2 separate regions of the Homo sapiens genome follow, and region 2 is linked to region 1. The links are chromatin loops, found by intact Hi-C in ENCODE. Cell type or tissue: ascending aorta. All regions are shown on one strand. Links, peaks and the distances in the headings refer to the core of each region. The heading gives the core; the rest is flanking DNA.

Region 1 (8,000 bases), core at 1-8,000:
TTGGATGTTGTGTAATCATGAGAGTAAAGTCATCATCAGTATCATGTAATTAATATATTATTTAAGCAGTCATTTCAAGGGGAATAATTTGATGTGGAAAGATAAAAATAACTCTGGTTCTTCCATTAATTCATTAATTCATTCAGCGTACCAAGTACTTGGCTCACTGCCAGGCACTGGCATGCAGAGACCTGTGCATTTTATTCAGCATCCTAAGATGTTTCAGAAACCAATTGTTTTTCCTGAAAATCAGATTATATTTCCCAACTCTTACTCCTTTCTCTGAGCCTCAATGTTCCTAAGGAAGATCTCATTCACAGGAGCGAAATCACATTATTTCAGCCCCTGGGAAAAGCAAGTGTCTTTGCCAAATACCAAAATAGGCTCTCATGAGTGTCTTATAATAACCTATTTTTCTGCCTTTTCATTTCTCCTCCCTCTCCAGGAATGCAAACTGATTCCTCCCTTCTCATCACCCCTCACAACCCACCCTTAACCCATCCAAGATTTCTGACCTGACCATTCTCTCGGCTCCAGGAACGTGCTGGTCACGTAGTGCTGGAGTGAGCTGTGCCTTCCATCACAGTCCTGCTATACTATAGAGGAAAAGCTGTCGGGGGCTTTAAAGTTTACCTACCCAGTGTTTTGATGACAAAGACGTCACAAACTGTCCTACTGACTTTTGTCATTTGGTTCGAGAGCCCAAGGTCACTGTTTGTTTGGACATTGTGTAATTATGGGAGTTAAAGTCATCATCAGTGTCATCTTTGGCCTTTGATGTCCCTTTTCTCTCCTTAGGCAAGAACCATGGCTGTTTCCCTCCCACGTTTTGTGAATTTCTACTTGGTTATCCCAGCAGCCTGTGGGTAAGCCCCTGAGCCTGTCAGTAGCTCTGACACCAGATGACCTTCCCTGGGTGCCTACCTTCACTTCTCTAACACCACCCTTCCAACCCCAGTGACCATTAACCATTTCATCCTTGGAAGACTTGCTCTTTGACATTTAACCCTGACCCAGTAAAGTCATTAGTCTTTAACTTCTAAATCCCAGTGTAGAAGAAACTAGCTCATTTTAAGGCCCAGAGATGCCCCAGCTTCTGATCTTTTCTTGATGCTTAAATTCTAAATGTTCCATAGCTTAATTTACTCCTGGATTTTGTGGAAGGACCTCTCTTTGTTTTCTAATTAAATGTAAAATGAAAGGTCAAGCTGTTGTTTTGAGGTAGGTTTGGACTCTAGTCTCCATGTCACCTTCCATGGCTTCCATAAACCATAACACCATTTCTCAGATGTGCCTCTCAGAACACTAATCACCTAAAATGTTCCTGCATTTATTTTGTTTATTTATTTATTATTATTTTTTTTTTGAGAAAGAGTCTCATTCTGTTGCCCACGCTGGAGTACAGTGGTGCAATCTCGGCCCACTGCAACGTCCACCTCCCGGGCTCAAGTGATTTTCCTGTCTCAGCCTCCTGAGTAGCTGGGACTACAGGTGCCCACCAGCATGCCCAACTAATTTTTGTATGTTTAGTAGAGATGGGGTTTCACCATGTTGGCCAGGGTGGTCTCAAACTCCTGACCTCAAGTGATTCACCTGCCTCAGCCTCGCAAAATGCTGGGATTATAGGCATGAGCCACCATGACTGGCCTGCTCCTGCATTTTAAGATGATGGGGGTCAAATCAGATTTGACAGAGCTGCCCACTTTTGGAGGCTAAGAATGTACATTAGTTTATTAAAGGCTCTGAGAAATTCTGCAGTGAAGAAACATTCAACTTTGCTTAACCAAGCCATACCCAAAGTTACCCAGAACATGTTAACTTTTTGTTTGTTTTATTTTTCTTATGTAAGAACTATATAGATGTATGGATTTATTGATCCAAGGAACATACTCTGAAGCAATAGTCTTCTATATAAAGATCAAGCTCCCTAACATAGCACACAGGCCCTCTGTGTCCAGGCTGGCCTCCCTCACTTCTGGAGAAGGCCTTTGTTACTCGCTCCTCCTTTCTGCTTCCCCCACCCCTTGTCAGGCATCAAAATCTCCCATATCATGGCAATCCTTTAGGTTAAGAAGAGGGGACAAATGGGTGAGAACACAGAGGACTCTGAGTCTAAGCCACAGAGTTGGATTTAGTCTTAGGGTAGAAAGGAATAAAGGCTTTTGTCAGCTGGGTACGGTGGCTCACACCTGTAATCTCAGCACTTTGGGAGGCCTAGGCAGGAGGACTCCTTGAGCCTAGGAGTTCAAGACCACCCTGGACAACATGGCAAAACCAAGTCTTCCACAAAAATACAAAAATTAACTGGGCATGGTGATGCCTGCCTGCAGTCTCAGCTACTCCAAGGGCTGAAGTAGAGGATCACTTGAGCCTGGGAGGTTGAGGCTGCAGTGAGCCACGTTCACACCACTGCACTCTAGCCTAGGTGATAGACACAGTGAGACCCTGTCTCAAAAATAAATAAATAATTAAAGACTTTTGTCATCATATTGGTAGGATTCAGGCTGCTATATAGAATTATTAATCTGACCAGAGGTTAGCACAGAGAATGGAGCTTCAGTTCTCACCTGGTATAGGCAATGGTGGAGATCGGGCCAGGGGACTCTCCAAACTACCATCTACCCCAGACAGCAGATGCCCAAGATGTTTTGCATGTGGCCTGATGCAGAGCTCTGCTCTGCACAATCCCCGCAGGTGTCTGGATCATCTAGACACACTCCTCACCATATCTGTGGCTCTTTCATAGCTGTCTCTGGCCCCTCCCTGGGCCATTTCAATCCCAATCTGAAATTTTCACAGGAGATATAACATCTGAGAGAGGACTGTTCTTCAGTTGGTTCCTAATAGCAGCCATAGATAAATATGTTAAAATAAAGAATCCTGTGGCCTGCAGTGGACATCTTTTGGAGCACCACCTGAGATTCCAATCCTACTTTCAACACTCATGAGCTGTGTGGCCTTGGACAGATTATCTAACATCTGTGAACCTCAAATACTTCATTCATACAACAGATGATAATAATAATAACTATTCACGGGACTGTAGTGAAAATTAATTCCATCAATACATGTGAAAGTGCCTGGAATGTGGCATGCAACATATGGTAACTATTATGATTATCCTTACTATGTTGTATTTGTTCATTCCACAAAAATTTCTTAGGCAAAACAACCATTGACTTTATGAGCCTTAAATGGCCTTTGAGCAACTTTGCTTTTGAGAGTCGCCATGGGAATCCATGGCAAATCCACAGCAAACTGGATTTTCAGGTCTCATGTCTTAGCAGCCTGACTACATCCAACTTCTAGTTGCAGCATCTACTCCCCCTTTTGGTGACATTTATCACTTTAGGACAATGATACTAGCTAATCTTCACTGAAGACTTACTATGTGCCAGCCACATTCTAAATGCTTCACATTTGGCTTGTTTGAATCTTTCAAAAACCTGATGAGGTAGCACTACTATTATTCCTATTGGGGACAAGAAGAAGGCACAGAGAGACTGAGCAACTTGCTGAAGTTCACAAAGCAGGTCAGCGGCAGACCCTCAAAGTCGGACTCCTGAGCCAATGCATGTTACTATTGCACACCCTGCCTCTCACTGGAGAGGCTTACTGTCTCTCTAGAGAAGGGGAGGTGTGCAGCATGAATGTCATAAAGGATGGGAAGTGGAGAAGCCAGGAGTGGCTGCAGGTGAGGTTCAGAAAGCAAAACCATCTTTTGGGTGTTGTGTATTCTGCCCCAGATGACAATTTTGGGGTTGTTCCAGACCGTGGATGTCTGAGTAGGAGGCAGACAGCAGGCTGTTGCCTGGTAGTGGGGAAGGAAGGGCGGATGGCTTGGAGCTTGGGACACAGCTAAAGTTGCTACAGATGCCTCTTCTCGGTTGCCAAAGGTTTTGTAACTTACAAAATAGGGAGCTCATTGGAGGGTTTCAAACCTCATTTGGGGTACAGGACCAGAGAATGCCTTCAGATCTCTCCAGGCTGTCAAATTCCAGGATACAAGTTCCCCCAGGGACATCTCTAACACATCTGGCTTGGTCTCAAAATGACAGAGGAACTAGCACTTAGAGCACTTTCTGTCAGCCAGTTGCTTTATACTGAGTTCTTCCAGCAACTCTCTGCACGGAATTATTATTATGTCCATCTTCTTGATGAGGCAAAGAGAGAGAAAATAACTTGCTCCAGGACACGTGGCTGACAAGGTCTGGAGCTAGGACCTGAGCCAAAGAAAGAAGGAAGAAAATGATATCTGGGTGTAGTACTTGGTACTCAATAGGTGTTTTGAACAGGAGGGGCATCATACCTTTTCCTCACTGATTGGTTCTCATTCAAGCATCTACAAAGGACCAGGACACGGAGGTGTACAAGGCAGGCTAGGTCTGTACCTGCACTGAGTGGTATTTCCTGTTCCACCAAAGACAAGAGCTTAGCAGGTGGCAGGGGCACCGGCAGAAAGAGGATGACCCTCAGACCCAGGACCCTGCACTGTTTTCCATTGCTGCCATCCCATGCACAGAGGCTGGATTGAAAAGCAGCTCTTGGAACAGAGTCTGCTTGCTCTGACACTAAGAACACCATATGTGTCCCTGCCACAAAGGGAGAGAAGACACTCCCTGCTGTTCTGGAGGTGGTGTCCAGGAGCTGGCAAGCAGCCTCTTGGCATTTTATTTCAATAGCTGAGGGTGGGGGCTGTGGGGAGAGTTAAGCAATGGAAAGTTTTCCTTTGTGCTGCCCTCACAAGGCATTTCTGGAAAGGGTCAGTTTGGGGTGATTCATCATCTACCCATGTAGACTCACACTGAGAAGCCAGCTCAGATACTGTGATTAAAAATACATTTCTTCTCACCTACTTTCTTATTAATATTCTGTAAGTGTACTAAAGGGGCCTCAGTCAATAGTAAGAAAAGTTCATTTACCCAGTAGTAGCTACACTGGCTCTAATCATTTGGTGAATGTAACTATCTACCTAAAGACTTGATTTTCTTTTCAAAGAGCTATGGTAAAATGCCAAGCACTAAACAATCCAGCAAAGCAATTACTTGCTCAACAGTCTGCTGAAGTTTGAATACCACTCACTAACTACACACATTAGGTAAGTGATCAGATTTCCCTGAGCCTTAGTTTCTTCATATGTAAAATGGAGATAATCAGGATACCTATTGTAGTCATAGGTTAATACATACACACCCCCATGATGGTGCCTGGAACATCACCTGCACTCAATACAAGTTAGCTATCATTATGCACACTCAACCTATTTCTTAATATTTATGGTCATTTATTCTCTTACTGTGTGTGCCAGGTGCAGGGCTGAGGGCTTATAGACATCACACAATTCAGTCCTCAAGACAACCCTGTGAGGTGGGTATTAAGCCCATATTACAGATGAGAAAATGGAGAAAAAGAAGTCCATACCTGGTGGATGGCAGAGCAGGGCAGGTTCATCTGAACGCACAGCCAATGCGTTTTAGAGTAAGACTGTGAAACTAGCAAGAGAGAAAACCTTATGATCTCTGTTTAACAGGTCAAGAAACTGAGGCAGAGAGATGTTAAGTGACAAATCCACATCCAGTTTTGTTTGCACAACACATGGGACAAACATCAAAGTGGATGGGTCAGGAGATGATACTGAGGAGGCCGAGGAATAAGCTGGCTTTCTCCCTTGACTAAAATAATACAGCAAAGGTGCTTCTGGTCCCTCTGGGGCTGGGTTGTATCCATGCCATTTGGGCAACTCCTCTAAGTGCCTCCAAAGCCCTTGACATTGCTCCTTACACATGATCAATGATATGGTAAAGCTGGTGTAACTACAGCCCTGCCATCAGCCTGGCTCTGAGGTCAGCATTTCCAGCATCAGTCTCAGTGTAGCATTCCCAAGTCTCCACAATCACCAAAGATCATAAACGGTGTGAGTTTGAATCCTTGTCGTAAAATCTGCTCCTAGGAACCCAAACCAACACAGAACCAAAGTAACACATGCCATTTTCAAGCAGAAACATTAACTTCTACATGTGGGATCACTCATCCGAAAAACTCCTCTTCATCCTTTAAAACCCCGCTCTGCTGTCTCTGTCTCTGCAGACTTCCCTGACCATCCCCAGCCTGCAACAAAAGTGATGTTTACCACTCCTGAACTATTTCTGTTTTCTTTACATAATTCAAATTGTTGTTACCCAGGGTGGACTGGCCATTACAGTTTATATGTCTGTCTGTCTGTCTCTCCCATCAGGCTGTGCACACCTCCATCGAGGCATCCACAATTTATTTCAGTTCCTTGGGAATTAGCAATGCATATATGGTCTACATCAGTGGCTCTCTACAGGGGTGACTTTTCCCCTAGGAACACGTGGCAACACCTGGAGACATGTTTGGTTGTCACAATTATGAGGTGAGGGGAGGGAGGCTATGGGCACCAAGTGGGTAGAGGACAGGAATGCTGCTAAACATGCTATAATGCATAAAACAGTCCTCCACGGCAAAGAATTAGCCAGCCCCAAATGTCAATAGTGCTGAGGTCAAAACACCCTGGTCTGGATGGTAGCTCTCAGTTAACCATCTATTACATGTACTGTGTCAACTAGAGTTTATTATACTTATGAATCAGGGTTCAGGGCCTGTTTTGGTTCTCAAGTATTGCTGCACCTCTGTGGGAGGATTACACTTCTCTATCCCTGAAGACGTCCTTTGCCACGTGAATTCCTTTGGATAAAGAAATGTGAGCATGTCTCAGATGCTCTCAGTGCCCCACTCACGTCCCTCCTCTCTGTCCCTCTAATGCACTCCAGCCAACTTGTAACTGCTAGCATCTATCTCTTTGTCTGAGTGCTTTCTCGGAAGCTAGAAGGCTACTCTCTGTGTGTACACACGGGCTGGAAGTGCTAGGAAATTAAAACTCCTCAGGAGTAGCCTTCAACCCATGTCTGGAAGGTTTGGTTGTGTAAATATACCAGCTCCCTTGTTCCTCAGGAGGGTAATTCTAAGGCACATGATTTGCCCTGTTTTCCAGAATTTCTCCATGGGACTGAACTGGAGTTGTCCACAGTGGTAGCTAGCTTGATAACACATGTTCTCCTGACTGCCTTCCTTGTCTCATTTCTCCATTCCCTGATTGATGTTTCCTATATCTCCCTAATAATCTGTATGAGTTTGAAGCCGTGTTGTAAAATCTGCTCCTAGGAACCCAAACCAACACAAAACAGAAGTAACACATGCCACTTCCAAGTAGAAGCATTAGGAAGTTCCCCATGGTTCTGCTATTGCTCTTTTCCCCTCTGGTTTAAGAGAGGTGTGGCCCTGGCTGCTGCTTCAGCCCGGGTCCTAGGTGAAGAAGGTACAGTAAATGCATGCAGTTGCCCTGCAACCAATGTGTAACAGACACAAAATCAAATTTTGTTGTTGGAAATCACTGAAACATGGGAGTGGTTGTTATTGAAGCAGAACCTGGTCAAAGCTGACTAATACAGGGCTTCTCACTCCTGGGAGGACCTTCCTAACTGACTCTATCATAGCAGACTTGCTACTTACCTCCCAAATGATACTCATCTAAGGGTAAAAATCATATAGCATAACCCTGTCATCTCCTTGAGTTTGGAGACAGTTGTTTACTTCCTTCTCTTTGTGGAGTTTCTTTGTAATGCATGGTGCTTTGTGCAGTGCCAGGGCATTGGTGAGCACCTACAATAACTGGTAGATTTGACCCTGAGCTATCTGGGTTTTACCATGGGCCAGTTCATGCCTGGTGGCTGTTGTGGGAAAAAGAGACTCAAGATGAGGAACTTGACCCAGAAATGGATGAAATAATTATTCACACTGCAGTTGCTCTCAGCCAGGGTGACCTTGGGGGAAATGCCTTCTGCATCTGGACCCTCATGTGTCTAACACAGGATCTGATCCTGAGCTTAAGTTCCGTCCCCAGCACTCAGCTTCTATGGTTCAATGAAGACCAAAGCAAACTCCATTTTCCCGAACCCCTGCTTTACCCATCAGCCTTCAGA
Region 2 (10,963 bases), core at 1,690-9,689, 120 kb before region 1:
CCACTAGGCATTTCCCCATTGCAAGAACCCAGCTGGACAATGGAGATTTCCATCTCTTCAGGGGATAGCTAGAGATTCATCTCTTCAGGGGATAACTGGAGATCCATCCCATGGGGGTGGAAATAAACATGTAACATTAGTTTTTGGTCATTTCTAATCTACCAGTCCATTGTTTAATTTCCAATAACATAGCTATTTAAAAACCTCACTTTTAATTTGAAATAGGTGCAAAAAAGAAATAATGTTTTGTCATTCTGAAACTCTCTAGCCTCACTCTTAGGGAAACTATCATAACATTATATCTTCAGAGATTGACTTTACCTATTCTGTCATCTCCTTCATCCTGTGTTTGGAAAGTCTTCTTTAATGATCAAAGTCTTCTCTCTTCAGGACAGTTAAACATCATTTTCATAGGCACAATTTGTTACTAGCATATAAGGAGTGTTTTATTTTGTTCCCAACTGAGGTTACACCAGAGAAGACACATCTAAGCTGAAATACCAGAGCAAGAGATAGATTTGCTTAATGTTACCAGGCAGTTGTTTGCAGTACAAACAACTGCAAACTCTCAGTGGCCTAAAATAATAAAAGTTTATTGCTCATTCTTGCTATATGCTCCTCACAGGCCACAGACAATTTCTTTCATCATAGTCACTCAGAGACCCTGACTAATGGCACAACTGTGATCTAAAAATGTCTCTATTACCTGCCAGAAGGAAAGAGCAACTTAAGAAATATAAACAGTTGTGGAGCTAGAAGAGACAATTGCTTCTTAATTCGCAACAATACAAGATGAAATGAGAGAGATGCTTTATGCAATAAAACCCAACTCAACCTCAGAGGCAAAATCAACTCAAGTGCTTGGTCATTACATCCATTGTTAAAGCCTCTGCATTAACTAATGTGGCATCCAGGATATTCTTTCATTTAAAAAAATGGCTAAGGGAAAAATAAATCTAAGAATGCGCCTCTCTGCCTTAAGCCTGATTGACTCAAGGTACCCACAATTAAGAAAAAGGAACATGTTTTTAAAAGGGCTGTGGTTATGGTGGTTGGCATATATGGCTAATTAGAGTCAAAAAGATAAAGGCCAGCAGAGATGTTAAGAGTTGTGATGCCAAAAAAACTATGGAGTTTAATTAGAAAACTCTGTAACTGTTCAAGACCGAAAATGAACCTTAACTTTCTGAGAGCATAAAGCAGAGGATGTTGCTGAAGAGGAGATTATTTCCTAGTGTTCTCTTTAGATGCGTCAACAAAGTATAATGTAAAAAGAAGGACTTCCTAGAAGGTAATATTAAGGGCCATGGGGGAAGACAGGGAGATGGACTGGGGAAGCTGCCCCAGGGGGCCAGACCAGAATCTAATAAAAGCATTTTCCTTATTGGCTAGGTTCAGTGGCTCACTCTTGTAATCCCAGCACTTTGGGAGGCCAAAGCAGGTGAAGGGATCACTTGAGGCCAGGAATTTGAGACAAACCAGACAGACAAAACCCTGTCTCTACTAAAAATACAAAAAATTAGCTGGGTGTGGTGGTGCACACCTGTAGTCTCAACTACTCTCAAGGCTGAGGCATGAGACTCACTTGAACCCAGGAGGTGGAAGTTGTAGTGATCCGAGATTGCACTCCAGCCTGGTTGACAGTGAGACTTGGTCTCAAACAAACAAACAAACAAAAGAATTCCTTATTATAGTGTAAGGGCTCTGTAATGTCTGCCCATCAGGATTTCTGAAATGCTATGGCTCAGTGACTCGTAAGTCTTCCAGGGGTCACCTTTCCAGACAGGAGTATTTATGGTAACTGAACTGTTCCTATTCCACCATTGGAGTTTGTGTGCCAGGGAAAAGGAGGGAATGGAGCTACAGAAAACATGTATTTTCTGTTCACAAATTTTTGAGTCAATGGAAGCCACATCTGAACCATGTGTGAAAACTTCCATGCATCTTGCCAAGTTCTTGGACTTTGACCTTGATGTCATGACTGGATGAAACCTTTATGTGGTCTCTTTGAAGAATTTTGCGTGTGGGAAACAGAGTTACCGAATACTAGGTGACCAGAGAAGTAGACTGTGGTATCATATTTGTGCTGTTCACCAAATGTTTCTGGATCTCTCTCTCTACTCTCCAGCCCCCCAACATTCCCAATCCCCATTTTGAGAATGTGGTGGAATTGCATTTCATTATCCCTTGAAGCTGGGTGGGATTATGTGGCTAGATTTGACCAGGCTAGTGGGTTGTAAGCTGAGGTGACATTTAACTGCTCAGGTAAGGACTTTCCTAGAGCTCTTTTTCTCCATTGGCACGTCAACAAAAGCCTGTTTAAAAACAGTAGTTGATTGTCATCTAGGGTCCCTGAGTAACTACAGAGAGCAGGACCTTCTATTGACCTACAGTGAGACTGTGATGAAAGTCAATAATAAACTTATCTTGTTGAGACCATTGAGATTTTGATATTGTTTGTTACTGCAGGACAACTCAGCCCATCCTGACTGATACCTGCAAGGATGGCAGATATAAGACAAATATTAGTCACTCCCCCTTCCTTCTTCCTTTGCAATCATTTATAATCAATCTGGATTCTTTCCTAATCTGCCCAGATAGTGTCTAAGAATCTTCCTCACTCCTAGTTGATCAAAGCTCAGTCTCAATATGACACTCCTTGGCCTATTGACTTAGCAAATTCTTTAGGGAAGAGAATATGTTCTAACTGACTGGGGCCAACCAGTATGGGTACATCTATCGGCTCCAGTTATTTTTTGAGATCTCCTCTTTACCGTACATGGGTTTCATGATTCCAGGAGGTAGGCAAGTAGATAATGCAGGACCCTATGGGATAATAAGCATGATCAATCTTCTTTGAATGCCCTAAAGCCCCAAGCATAATTAGGACTTCAAAATTAGATATCAAGGGAAGTTGCCCCCAGCACAGAGGTTCAACCACCATAAGAAACAGATAATGTGACAGTATAGTCTCTGGGTTATTTGAGAAAACAGAGGGAATATAGTAGGAAGCATTGAAACTAGAAAGACTTTCAGGTCAGCTTCTTCTTAGGTGTGCATATTTCCTTCTCTGAATCTCAATTTCCTTATCTTCAAAATGGGGAGAGTGATAGCAACTACTTCACAGAGTTGTTTTGAAGACTAAAGAACCTACATAAGAGTCTGCCACATAGCAGGCATGTGGGGAATGGGATATTTAGGAGATGCTGTTGGTGCTCTGCCCAGACCCCCTTCCTGGATTGGTGCACTCATAGCCTAACTGCTGTGTTGACAGCTAAAAACTTGCAGCTGGCTCCAGCAAACGGCTTTCTGCAGATGGGAGCTGCCTCACCCTGGAGGTTATGCCTCCTTCCCGTAAGTAGCCCATAGCCAATGACTGACTGATATGAGTGCGCAAAGATAAACCTCGTTTCCTCAAGGAGACAACTCAAAGTTAGACTTTTCCTGAGACTATCTTCCTGCTCAGCTCTTTCCCTTCCCTGTCCTGCTCCCCTCGTGCCCTTACAGGCCCTCCTGAGAAATACTCCCTCAAGAAAATCTTGTGAATTTGAATTTTGTCACTGGGATCCCCACTTAAGACAATTAATAATTGTATTATTACTAATATTATTATTAATTAATGATTTACTATTAATAGTAAATAGCAGACTCTTAAGGTTGTGGTGATGCCCTGAGCTGCTGAAAACTATAGAGGGCACCATTTTGAGGTGATTCTAGCATAGCCACAGGGAAGCTCCGTCAACCTAAAAGCTCACAGAAGTTCCTCCTGAGATCTGCTCTTGGAAGAGCAAGAACATTTGTGAAAGAACACAAGGCAAAGAATAAAGGGATGATGGGAAGGAGAGCTGCTGGGAATTGATCAGCTAAGGGCATTCTGGAGAGTCATGCTGGGTGGGTACATTCCACAGAAATGGCCTTTCTCATGACATTTGTCTCAACTAGCCCATCCAAGGCTGTGAGCTGGGGACTCCCTGAGGGACTCCTCCAGTGAGGAAAAGAATTGCTTCATTTCTGGATGTCCTGTTTCCCATTGGAAGGGCCAGCTCAGGCTCCCATCTCAGTGAGAGGTCACTTGGGCCAGGCTGAAACTCACTTCGTTTCCCTGAAGAAATGCAGTGCCTTCTCTCACTGCTAAGCCTCAGAGACTTGGCAAGTAACTGAAGACATTTGGAACATCAGATAATGCAAACTCGTAATGACCATGAAGCTCCTCTAGACTAAAGGTGGGGTTATCCCAGGCTAGGTCAGGAAAGCTCATGGTCTACTAACAAAGCTCAGATTTGGGGGAGGGCAGCTGAACTATGGATTACATGCTGGTGTCCATGTGATATGGTTGGGGTAAAGGCCAAACTGGGAGAGAGGAGGCATGACTTCTTCCAGCTTGGTCACAAAGAAGTGGTGATTGGTAACGCTAAGGATGAAAATAGTGATAATGAGGATGATGATGAGGATGATGGTGGTAACTATCACTGACTGAGCCCTCATTATGTGCCAAGCACTGGACTAACTACTTTATGAATGTTCTCATATGAAAATCTCTATCTCATAGGCATGATTAGCCCCATTCTACTGATGAAGCAATTGAGGCTAAGTTAACAATCCAATCATCCATAGCTAGGAAAGGGATGGAGCCAGGACTTAAGCTTGGTTTGTAACTGAGTTACCTCTAGTTCATTTAAACTAGGGTATCTTCTTCCTTATCTGCAAAAAAGCACGGGCTAACAATCTGGCTTTACAATCTGGAATGATCTCTGTCCTCATCACCAAGATGAAAGGGAAGTTTGGGATCAGGTGGAGAAGGAAGATGGTGTTCCAACGGAACTGTTCACTCAAAGGAAGGCAGTTGGGAAATTCTGTGGCTCCTCCGTTTGTGAGCAGTGTGTTATTCAGGCCTGGAAAACATCTGAGAAGTGACAGAAGCTGTTGGAGAATTCCAGGGGAGTCAGGTCACTCAACAAAAGGAGTGAGGAACAGATGACTGCAATTCTAAATTTGTCTTTTTTTCCTTAACTGGAAGCCACTAGATTTTTCCAGACAATATTTGGAAGGCTAAAATCTGATTACCCCAAATAACAGACATAAAAAGATGTGGAGGTTTTACATATTCATTCAGCTTGTAAAAAGGAAAGGGAGAACCATGAAATAATATTTTATTTATCTGCTTTATGGAATTCTTCAGAGTTTAACGTCTCTGCTTTTAAACGTTTGAGAGTAAAAACAGTATTTGCATTGGATGGCTTTATTCTTTTTATATTTTTTTGGACAAGCTGTGTGGACCCAGTCTACACTCTGGAATTTGAGCCTGACTCTGTGGCTCAGTTTTTCTTAGGACAATATGGGAATTAAATATGGCCTTTCACTGCCTCAGTGGAAGAATGAATTAATTGAACTTTAAAAACTACCAGGACAAAGAATTATTGAGCTAAAAACATTTGTGTTGTTGCCAGGGACTCCACAGTCTTCTCTCCTTGCTCAACCCAAGTCAGATGTGTGGGCATCTCTACTCACACCTTCCTGTCTGGGCTGAAAGGTGACAAGTGAGGAAAGCTTCTCATGAAAGCTCTCCTGGAGGTGCCTGAACCCGCTGTCACCTGTGGTTCTTTGACGTACAGAACACTGGCATCCTGTTTATGACATTGTGCCTGGAAGGAGGTGCCCACACTAGGGCCAGTGCCTTAGGTGGCAGGCCACACAGTTCACGCTCTTTGCAGGTATTGCCCTTTGTGGTTCTACAATCCTCCATCACAGGGCAGGGCACTGCAATGGACTGAATGTTTGTTTTTACCCCAAAATTTATAAGTTGAAATCCAAACCCTCAAGGTGATAGTATTAAGAGGTGGGGCCTTTGGGAAGTGATTAGATCATGAGGATAGATTCCTCACGAATGGGATGAGAGCCCTTATAAAAATGACCTCAGATAGTTCCCCTGCCCTCTTTCTGCCATGTGAGGATATAAGGAGAAACCCAGAAGGGGGGCCCTCCCCAGAAAACACCATGCTGCCACACTGATCTCACACTGCAAGCCTTCCTCAACTGCAAGGCATTGATTTCTGTAGTTGATAAAGCACTCAGCCTATAGGGTTCTCACAGCCAGAACTTCGTTGGGGATGTGGCTCAAGGGGCTCCTGGCAGTTCTTGTGGTAGGTGGAAAGACTTTTTTGTGACTTTCTGTAACTTCCTCTGTTAATTGGCAATTCACATCAAAGCAAACAGCCCGCTGATGTCAGGTAGAGCCTGCTGGGCCTCACACATTATCGGTCAAAGAAGAGATCAAAGATGAAGTGGGCCCTGTTTTGCTCCCATTAGATCTGTGCTCAAAGGCCTCATCATTTGAGCCTGAGGAAAGAAGGCCTCGGCCCTTCATCTTACACTCCCTTCCTAAAAATGGTCTCATTTTGCTTGTCTCAGTATCCATGTTGGCAAGATGGACCCATAACACAGCCAGCGATGTATGGATCACTAGGAGATTACTAGCAATGCATGGATCACTAGGGAATTACTACTAGTGCATGGATCACTAGGGGATTACTAGTGGTGCATGGATCACTAGGGGTCCAGCAGTGCATGGATCACTAGAGGATTACTAGCAGTGCATGGATCACCTGGGGATTACTAGTGGTGCATGGATCACTAGGGGTCCAGCAGTGCATGGATCACTAGAGGATTACTAGCAGTGCATGGATCACCTGGGGATTACTAGTGGTGCATGGATCACCAGGGGATTACTAGCAGTGCATGGATCACCAGGGGATTACTAGCGGTGCATGGATCACCAGGGGATTACTAGCAGTGCATGGATCACTAGGGGATTATTAGCAGTGTGTGAATCACTTGGGGAATACTAGCAGTGCATGGATTATTAGGGGTGCCAAATGGTTAACAAGTGGACTCACTGATGGGGCTATGGACAAATGGGTAAAAGATTTGAACAGGAACTTTTCAGTCACATACACATACTTCTTAAAAATTAGGACCACATGCACTAAAGCCTCCTGGGTCATACACACAGGAGACATAGATGACAATGTCCATAGCAGCCCTGCTCGACATAGAAAAACACCTGGAAAAGAGCACAAGTCCACTGTCCAAAAAAATGAATAAACAAAGCATGACATATTTCACATGCTATCATATTATTACACAACCGTGTAATGAACAAACCACAGTTACTTGAAACAACATGGATGGACTGAGAAACACAATGCTAAATAGAAAAATAACAGTTCAAAAAGACTACATGCACTCTTTTTAAAAAAGCTCAAAAATAAGCAAAGCTGGTTTGGGTACACGTATGTTGGGGGGGGTAGAACTATTTAAAAAAAAATCAACAGGGGAACAATAGACACAAAATTGCAAGTAGCAGCTTCCTCTGGGGAGTAAAGCATGAGAACAAGGTAAGGGAGGAGCACGAGAACAAGCGAGGAGCACCGGGTGAAGGAAGGCTGTTGGCGACGCTCTATAGCTCTTGCATTGGGTAGTGGGCTTGTGGGCTAGTATCTCATGTGGCATAAGACCAAGACATGGGTTACAGAGATTCTTTTGTAGGTATGAGATGTTATATTAAGATAGTAAGATTAGAAAATAAAAGTAAATCTGTAGTCATGATGACTTACCTGGGTAAGATAATTCAAATTTCACAGTCCAAAAGCGTAGAAGTGATCTACTTGAAACCCCTCATTTTATGTATGCCAAGATGACTTCCAAATTGCATAGACATTTGGCCACATTCGTATGACCCTTCAGTGACTGAGTGGAGACCAGAATTCCTGGGTCAAAACTCTCAGTCCACAATTACTCTTTCCCTACTTACCCCTGTAAATTCTTTTTTATTTTTCCTTTTCATGCAGTGGTAATTAAAAGCAGCACTTAGTGGGCCCTCACAAAGGATGGATTAAACACCTCTGATCCAGAAGAGCAGGGAAATCACATTCCCTGAGCAAGCAAAGTCAAGTCTCTCTCTGGGTGTGTTGCCTTTGGCAGGAGTGGCTGATTTGGACCTAAGAGTATACATACTAAAGCATTAAGAAGTTTACCTTAACTCTGATTTGTGGCTATCTGCTATCTTAAAATAAAATGGCAGCTCAGAGATTTACTAATGAGCATATTTTCTGTAATTAAGATTTTAATAACATTTTGAATGTGGATGGGATGTAGACCTGGCTCCAAGGGAAGAACAAAACATGTCTTTTCAAATGAAGTGTCCATTTTCAATATTTTAATAAATTACCGACAGTGGTGAAAAAAATCGTGGTGTATCACATCTATGTATTTTACTTACTTAAAATCAAATATTTGCCTCATTTCCCCCTAAAATAGAATAAGAGAAAACAATTCAACTAATCCAGGCCATCTAACAGTGGGTGTCCTACAGTGTGACGCAAGAGTCTGCCACTCTTTCTGTGGGTCTCTGTTCCTGGACATATACCTTTCAGTGCATCAGAATCTCACCATGCTGGGTGTGATCCTACTGTCGAAGAGCATGCATTTTATTTCTACAGCATCACCAGTTAAGGCTTGCCCCTTACTTCCACAGTCATTATTTTTCCAATACTGGAGGAAAAACTTGCTATGTTGAACTTGTCGAGAAATGATATGTTTGTATACTATCCTTTATGAATGATTTAAGGGATTTCCATGGCCTGATAGTCATTAGAGCTATTCACCAGCTAGTTCCAGTTTTCTTCCTGTGAATCTGGTGAGGTTGCACTTCCTTTCATAGTTAGATGGAGCTATGTGAATTGATTTGGCCCTTGAAATATGAGCAGAAGTGAGGTACACACATTCAGGGGAAGCTGTAAGAGTCCATGTAAGATTTGCCAAGTTCCTCTTCCTGCACTGGCAGCTGCAAAAGCATGGAGATGGAGCCTCCCTCATACATCCTGAGTGAGGACAGCACAGAGCAGAGTCTCCCAGCCAACTGGTAATGGACATGTCACATGAATAAGAAATACACTTTGGTTTTAAGGCCCTGAGATTTGAGGGCTACCCCATACCAGCTGATTCATTGACTATATACCATTTCATTCAACTTACTAACTTTAGATTGCACGATGTAATTCCAATAGATATTTAGGCTTCCTAGAAAATACTCATTTTAACATTGTAGCCATCAATTCATGTTTCTACAAAAAGAACACTACTATGTAACCAACAATTAGTCTAAAATGGGAATTAAAGAAGAGGCAACAACCAAAATAAATTGAAATCCACATTTATTGATGAGAGATATATACACAAAAGTTAAAACACTTAGTGAAATATTGGATTCACAGGTTATTTCCAGTATATAAAGAATATCCAGTTATTTTACACGTGAAATGTTACAGTAATCAGTCCACATTGTAAGAAAGCTTAGAAAGCTAAAGGCGAAAACAAAAGACCTCAACTACCCAAAATGTGCTTCATCAACAAGGCATTTTCTAGTAGCATATATGAGAAACAATTCAAAAATTAGTTGAAGATTTTATCTTTTTGCATTCATTAGTCTTTAAACACTATGTGCTATAGATGCTCTGTGCTACGTGACTTCAGACCAATGGGGATTGTGAATGTGAGGAATACAATTAGTTTTATCTTTTGTTCTGGACATACAAGAATTTTCAAAGAGAATCCTGCATAAAGCCCAGTTTTATTTCAGGAAGTATTCCATCCTAAATTTGAAAGGAGTTGAAGAAGCCACATTTTCAAGGAAAAATTAGCCTGTCCACCATATCTCCTCATATGAAGCAGCCACTGCAAATTAATGTGCTTCATGCCCCCTGATGATATTGTAGGCTTTACCCTTCTTGGGAAAAGAGTAGGGCACTCAGGGTTCCCTATAGCACATGGCTAGTTCTTCTCTGTCCTTGGGGAGGAGAAAGGGGTTACAGGAACTATAGACCTCACAGCATTGTATTTAGCGATAATTATACAGAATGTGTGTTTTAGGAGGCAACTGTAAACTTGCATTAGTTAATCCCATCTTCAATCATTCAAAACATGCACACAGAACATATTAGGTAGAGAACGTCATACTCCCTCATATATGTGGGACCTGTGTTCATCAGTTGCCCCTCTACAACCGCATAAGCTGTACACTCACTATTCCTGTGCTTCTAGTGCTCTAAGTTTTTTACAGAGAACTCTGAAGTTTATAGCCAGAACTGTGCTTTCGTAGGGTTTCACCTGCAGATGCATTTGCAGTTAGTTAGTCAGCAATGTTTTTTCCTGTACCCTGACTCAAAAATCCAAGGGAGACAAGGCTCCTCAGAACCTTTAAGTCATGAGCATCATGATGAGTATTTGGCAACCAGAGAGGCTGACCTTTCTCTAAAGACATGATGCTAATATGCACAGAGTCAGACTAACTTTTTGTTCCTCTGAGCCCAATCCACCAAGCAAAGGAGGACTGTAGATGGATGTTCTCATTCTAAACCTACCTAAGTCTAGGTAATCAAAAGTTCCACAGTTGCATTCACCATGTATTAAACAGACATGAGATGACCTTTCACTAAGAACCAGGACACACACCCAGCCCATCCCTGCTCTGAATTGTGTATTTACAAAGGTGCTGGACACACACAGACTTTCAAACAATCATCAGTACAAAGGATTCACAGATAAATTCTTCACTCATATATATTCCCAAGCCACACTGAGAAAGAGGAGAAATGATTCACGACTAGTTATCTAAGAAGGAAAAAGAAATGTTTGCAAAACACCGATCAACATGTCTACTGCATTTAGATGAATAGCCAAAAATAACATATACATTTAAATTACAATACATCTATACACCATTTCACTGAAATTACACCTAGATACCTACATTATAGCTACACAAAGTGCATAGGCACTGTTCTTCATGCGTGAACCAAGTGTCAGTGTGTATACACAAGAGCTTCATGCTTTGACAGCTAGCTGTACTTGAAAATAGATACAATTATTGCCAGTCGAGGGTACATCTAATCTGTTTGTTTAATGA

Evidence for each region. Hi-C counts contacts between places; a loop is a spot of excess contacts. Peaks named below come from ENCODE experiments on the same cell type or tissue, not always from the same donor. Only the 100,000 strongest peaks of a DNase experiment are listed, where the experiment ranks them.
Region 2: a loop joins it to region 1, with 2.0 times the contacts of the local background. A loop is called at or near these places in 12 of 110 quality-filtered maps.

Annotation. Positions count from the first base shown.
Region 1 is chr11:35,359,528-35,367,527 of GRCh38, forward strand. All of the region lies in intron 1 of SLC1A2 (solute carrier family 1 member 2), which reads right to left. Among named protein-coding and RNA genes, the nearest start is that of SLC1A2-AS2, 56 kb to the right of the region's middle. In ascending aorta, for the core only: no CTCF peak of the experiment used is centred there; DNase peaks (open chromatin) are centred at 3,794 and 4,674; H3K27ac peaks cover 5,661 bases.
Region 2 is chr11:35,242,010-35,252,972 of GRCh38, forward strand. It overlaps SLC1A2 (solute carrier family 1 member 2), which reads right to left. Exons shown (of 11, transcript NM_004171.4): 11 at 9,196-10,963. Among named protein-coding and RNA genes, the nearest start is that of CD44-AS1, 32 kb to the left of the region's middle. In ascending aorta, for the core only: no CTCF peak of the experiment used is centred there; DNase peaks (open chromatin) are centred at 4,014, 4,862 and 5,662; H3K27ac peaks cover 4,425 bases.